2 separate regions of the Homo sapiens genome follow, and region 1 is linked to region 2. Evidence: chromatin loops called from intact Hi-C (ENCODE). Cell type or tissue: PC-9. All regions are shown on one strand. Links, peaks and the distances in the headings refer to the core of each region. The heading gives the core; the rest is flanking DNA.

Region 1 (2,920 bases), core at 117-2,616, 500 kb before region 2:
TATTTGCACAATACAATAGTAAAGAATGAATATTTGTTGAGCTCCTGCTATATGCAAAGTGCACAGCAGATACTAATAGGAACAAGGCTAACATATGCACTCTCAACCTAAGTTCGGGTGCTAAAGATTCAAAGGGAGATCAGATTAGCTGGATACTCAAAGGGTTAAGGAATTGTTTGAAAAAGTAGGAAGCCAGGAGAAGGCAACTGTGCTGCTGGCAGCAGGGCAGATCTAAGGACCTTCAGGTAGCAGTGCAGTTCAATCCTTTGCCCAGAGAAACTGGAAAAGATAGGAAACCCCAGAAAGGGAGTTCAATCATCTGAAGTCCACCTGTGGCCCTGTGGTTTGAAGACCACCTGTGGAGAATCACTTGGTAATCTTGTTGTAAATGCAGACTTCTCTAGCCTACTCCAGGGCCATCACATCAGAACCTTTGAGGGTGAGCTCCAAAAATCTGCACTTTGAATACACTGTAGGTGATTCTTATGCACACAGAAGTTCCCAAACCACACATTTAATGAGAACAAGGGTATCAGATTGATTCTGACCCAAGCTTGAGGCCTGTCTTTTTTCCTTCTTCTTTTTTTCTTTTGAGACAGGGTCTTACTCTATCACTCAGGCTAGAGTGCAGCAGTGCCATCAGCTCACTGCAGTGTCAACCTCCTGGGCTCAAGTGATCATCCTGCCTCAGCCTCCCAAAATGCTGGGATTACAGGCATGCACCACCATGCCTGGCCAAAACCAGGCCTGTCTTCACAAACTTAATGATCAATTGTCCCCCTCCTTCTGTACAACCTCTCTAAGCTGCAGTGTCCCTATCCATCAAATGGAAAAAATAAATACTACTTACCTATAGTCTCGTTGTGAGGATCAAATGATGAACAACCTAAGATGCTTAGATGTAGTGTGCACTCAATAAGTGCAATAAAAACTATAATAAGCTCAAAAAGAATTCATTAAACAGGTGAACAGGTAAAGGAGATGTGATGACAAAATGAGACAGAAGAAAATTCTGAAAGGGCAGAGTTAGAAGTCCAAGCAGGAGGCTGGTGCTCTCAGATTGTGTTTCCAATGATAACCTCCAGTTACCGACACAATGTCTATGTGCCAGGTTACATTCACATTGACTCAAATGACCCTTAAAGCCACCCTGTGAAGTAGGAATTTAATAGGACGTTAGCTAAAGATTGGCAAGGTTAAGCCTCTTGAGCAAAGCAACCCAGCTAGTAAGACATACAACACACATTAGGGAGTAATTTGTGTTACCATCAAATGGCAATAATCCAACTGTGAAGCACCCAGCATGCCTTTCTCTGGACGGAGATGAGCCAGGCCAACACCAAGCAAGCTCTGCAATAGAGCCACATTCTGAGACTAAAGAGTACACAAAGGTATCAGGGCTCAGGAATGTGGGGTCAACAGTAGAGCCGTATTACACAGTCTGCCAAGAACTTTCCTTATCGCCCAAACTATTGTTAGTACCCATAGAGATGGGGAAATAGCAGACATTTATTTCCTGCCACATTTCTAAAAGTGATGAAATTTAAACCACTGTCCTGTTACTCTTCAGTCATGATTTGCTATTAGTATTAAGTGAAAATGCCACATTTCACGGTATTTTTGATACAGGTGGGTAGGGTTCAAAATCCAAATACAGAAACAAGAGCTCTGAAAGGATCACAGTCTGCCTAGGAAGGAGATTATAATGGACACTTGTGTTGCCTAGCCAGCATCCATTCCCCCATCTTCTGTACTAACACCCTTCTTTTCATTTGGGTACCACTTCCCTCACCTAAATTCTCCTGGTTTTGGTTCGAACTGGTTCAATCAAGAGCTGATCTGAAAGGTTGCATTGCAATATCAGGAAAGAAAAGGTTTTCTTCTGCTGCGATTGGATTTGTCAGGGAATAGCCAGTTTGGCCAAGCCCACCTCATGGAGGAAGTTGGAAGTTTGCACCGCTGGATCCACACATGCCAAAAGTTCCACCCCTAGACATTTCAGGTCTGTGGGCCAATGATTTCTTTTCTCTAAGTCTGATTAAATAAGAAGTTTTATAATTTGGGAAAAATAATCCTGACATTGAGAGCTACACGTAACTCAAAGGCTATCAATTTTGTCACCAATTTACACTTAAAGTGAACTGATTGTGTGAATATAGTGCACGGGTAGGAAGAGAATGGTGTGAAAAAAGGAAGATTGGTCCTTAGTCCATGTTCTAGGATAATGATATTGAGGAGAGAAAGAACTCAAGTAAACGAACAAACAAAACAAAATGAAGCTACAAGCAACATGAGTGAGAGGCATCAAAAGAAAAAGAGTGGGGAACATGCAACACCACTCTCTGAAAAATAGAAAAAAAATTAAATATGAAAACAGAGGCTTTGCAAATACATGTGTCCCTGCTCTAAGGTAGCAGGGAGAGAGTGTTAGAAGGGGCCAAATTTTTTTTAAAAGGCAAGGAGACTAGAATGGAATAAGACAAGGACAAAGCATTTCTATGTGGGGCATATTTGGGACAACATTCAGCAGGAGGAGGCATTGAAGTCTAGGATCTTCCCTTAAAATTTAAATTAAGCAGTTAATTTAGTCTGTTGCTTAGTGGACAAACTTAGAGAAATCTGTCTGAATTTATCATCAGCAAATATCCTATTTTCACATGTGGTAGAGGGGAATTGGGAAAATCACCCGCACAAAATTCATAATGCTAGAATGCATTCATAACCAAGACACCATGCTGACAGACAAAAGCAAAAACAATTTCAGCATATAATTTCATTTAAATACAAAAAAAACTCCCTAAATAATCTCAGGCAAATAAATAAATTATGTCCTCATAGATGGATTTAATTCCATGTGACTCAGTAGTATTTGCTTTTAATTTTTTTCATGAGCAGCAATTAATAGGATATATAATTCCAT
Region 2 (2,920 bases), core at 259-2,758:
GAATACTGGTATTAATAGTAAGTCTGACTTTGATTTTTTAAGCAGCTTCTGAGGGACTATTCCTCATTCATGAACTTTGCTGGAGGGCAATGAGGAAGGTGAATTTAACTTTCAATCCATATTGATAGCCAGTATAATAGACAAAAGAATCCTCATTAACTAATTCACTACCTGGTACACTGCAGCTTTCAGTTTTTAAAATGACACTAAAACTAAGCCGCTGCAGGATATAAAGGCAACAATTGAACTAAAGTGACCTGCATCTAGAAATATGTTAATTACCTGATGCTGAAAACACGGAAGGGATTAGAGGGATTCCGAAGCGTTTGCTGAAACCTTGCATCGAGCCGAGTCCACGAGGGAGCTGAGCTCCTGACCACATTCTGACACCAGCAAAGGGCCGCTCTCTCTCTTACCCTTAGGCTCTTCAGGATCTAAAGCACTTTTGATAAAGATTGTTCCTATGATCAAGGCATTGATTATGCCTGTGTCTTTCAGCACAGGTAGAAATGTATTTCAGATAAGACAATTCCGCGTTTGAAAAGTGATCCACAGTCTTTCAGGTGAAAGACATCTCTGCAGAAACACTCTTTAGATTAAAGCCCCCTAAGAAGCAGAAAAGCTTTTAACATAGGGAGCCCCTTATTCACCATAAGTCCATGAAAAATGATGCTGTGCTGACCCTTTATTGACAAAACCAAAATGAGGTAAGCTTGTCTATGAACTGAAGGAAGAAAGATGGGACCAAAAAATGCTGTGAATAAAAGCCTATAATTCCAGCCTTCCCACCACAGCCTGTGTCACGAAGGTCCTTTGTTCATACGTAGTGTATACAAAGAAGAGGGAAAGCACAGTTTAAAACCAGAAGTTGATTAATTGGCTTTGGGAGCTTCACTCAACCTGAACTTGTTTCCTGAGCATCAAAATAGAAATCATGATTCCTCCCTTACCAAATTCACAGACTGTTAGGAGAATTCAATGAGAAAATATATTCAAAGGCTTTAAATTTTGAATCCACTGTACAAAGATAAAGGTTACTATTAATAGTCTAAAGGGGAGACGTATATTATTAAAAAATCAAGAGAGTACTCCCTAATTTGCATCCTGAAGTGTGCTTCTAAATCAAAACCCTACCTGAAGATTTGTTGATAAGGAGAAAAAAATGCAGGAAGAATATGTGTTTAATTGTTAAATCAGTTTTCTTTGAGAAAACTCATGATTTACCTAGAATTCTACTGAGTATGGTAGGTGATAGGAGAAAAAAAAAACTAGGATAATCATGAAATAATTTTGTCTAATGAGAGTCAATAGTCAAAGTGAGATTTCTGAAAGAATACCTCTATAATTCGTTGATCAACTGGTCAGTTTTCGTGTGACTGTATGGAAACCCCGCCATTGTTTGTTTGGTTGTTCTGTTGTGTTGTGTTGTGTTTGCATTATGCTGTTAGGTTTCGAGGACTGATGGTCCCATTTCACAAGTGAGAAAGGTGGAGACCAAAGGGAATCAAGGCTCACCAGCTTAGTACATACAGGCTGATTTCACATAATTAAAGTCAACACTCCTGCTTAAAGGAAACACCCGACAAGCAAGGTGCATCCATGAGCAGCCCGTGATCTTTGCCAGATTCTGAAAAGAGGCATATAGAAAAGCGCTTCTTTAGCTCAATAGGATTCCTTGCAAATTCAGGACAAACCTTCAGATCTGCCCAATGTCTTGGATGCACACGGTGGCTAAGCAACACTGCCTTCCAGTGGCAACAACATGTCTTAAGAAATCAAAAACCAGAGTAGGTTATGGTATTTCACCTTGGTAGTGCCTGTTTGTCCTTAAGGTCAAGGAAACACCGAAAGAGTATTTTCAAACCTTCAGTGTAGGCACTAATTTTAAATTTACATATTAATAATCTTTCTTAGCACTTGTTGAAAATGTTCAGAGCACCTTCCTCCCTTTAGTAGATGGTAATCCCACTCAGAGCAATTACGTTATTCAAATAACATCACAGCATAACTCTGTGGACTAAATTGAGTGCAGTAATACTGTATTTCATCATCAAAAGCATCACCAGTAGCCAGTGGTTCTGGATATAACAAAATCAAGCTGATGTCTGGCAAAGTGGTTGTTCAAAGATGTTTATGAACTTAAAGAATGTCCAATTTTTTCCTCACTAAAATCAGTCTACTCATTCCTTTCTCATATTTCTCTTAAATTCTCCAAAACACAGAATTGAAGATATTCAGTCCAGGCACAGCAGCTCACACCCATAATCCCAGCACTTTGGGAGGCCGAGACAGGAGGGTCACTTGAGGCCAGAGTTCAAAACCAGCCTAAGAAACTCTGTCTCTGCAAAAAAAATAATAATAATAATGATAAATAGCCAGTCATGGTGGCATGCACCTGTAGTCCCAGCAACTTGGGAGACTGAGGCAGGAGGATTACTGGAGCCCAGGAGTTTGAGGCTGTAGTGAGCTATGATCACACCACTGCACTGCAGCCTGGGTGACAGAGCAAGATCAAAAAAAAAAAAAAAAAGATAATCTGAGAAAGATTTATTGTGTGGCACTTTTTTAGTCCATGCTAACTAGGAAATGTCATTTCCACTTTGTCTCTTAGCCCAAAAATATCTTCTCTAATTATCCCCCACCCTGAATCCTCCATTCCCGCTGGCCTGTCTGAAACTTCACAGTGAGTTGATGGAATTTGTCCTCGTCTTGTTATCTATGACTTAACTGTCACCTTCCCTGTCTGTCTCATGGCAGGGCTTCTGTGTTTTGGGATCCACATCTTAAGTGCTACCATTATTTAGCTCAGCTCTTCCTGAGCTGCTGTTGCTACATAGATAGCTCCAGAATTTACATTTCTAAGGGGTCTGAGCTAGTTATACCAAAAGGCCTGCCCAGTTGGGGGTAGTCAGAAGAGTGA

Evidence for each region. Peaks named below come from ENCODE experiments on the same cell type or tissue, not always from the same donor. Only the 100,000 strongest peaks of a DNase experiment are listed, where the experiment ranks them.
Region 1: it touches region 2 in a loop (6-fold over the local background); 2 of 110 quality-filtered maps call a loop at or near these places.

The regions. Positions count from the first base shown.
Region 1 is chr14:53,841,716-53,844,635 of GRCh38, forward strand. The region is part of intron 2 of LINC02331 (long intergenic non-protein coding RNA 2331); the gene reads right to left. Among named protein-coding and RNA genes, the nearest start is that of LINC02331, 7.6 kb to the right of the region's middle. In PC-9, for the core only: no CTCF peak of the experiment used is centred there; a DNase peak (open chromatin) is centred at 1,426; H3K27ac peaks cover 1,213 bases.
Region 2 is chr14:54,337,163-54,340,082 of GRCh38, forward strand. No RefSeq gene overlaps it. Among named protein-coding and RNA genes, the nearest start is that of CDKN3, 58 kb to the right of the region's middle. RefSeq lists an enhancer at 2,555-2,920. In PC-9, for the core only: CTCF peaks have their summits at 1,739 (motif pointing left) and 1,939; a DNase peak (open chromatin) is centred at 1,749.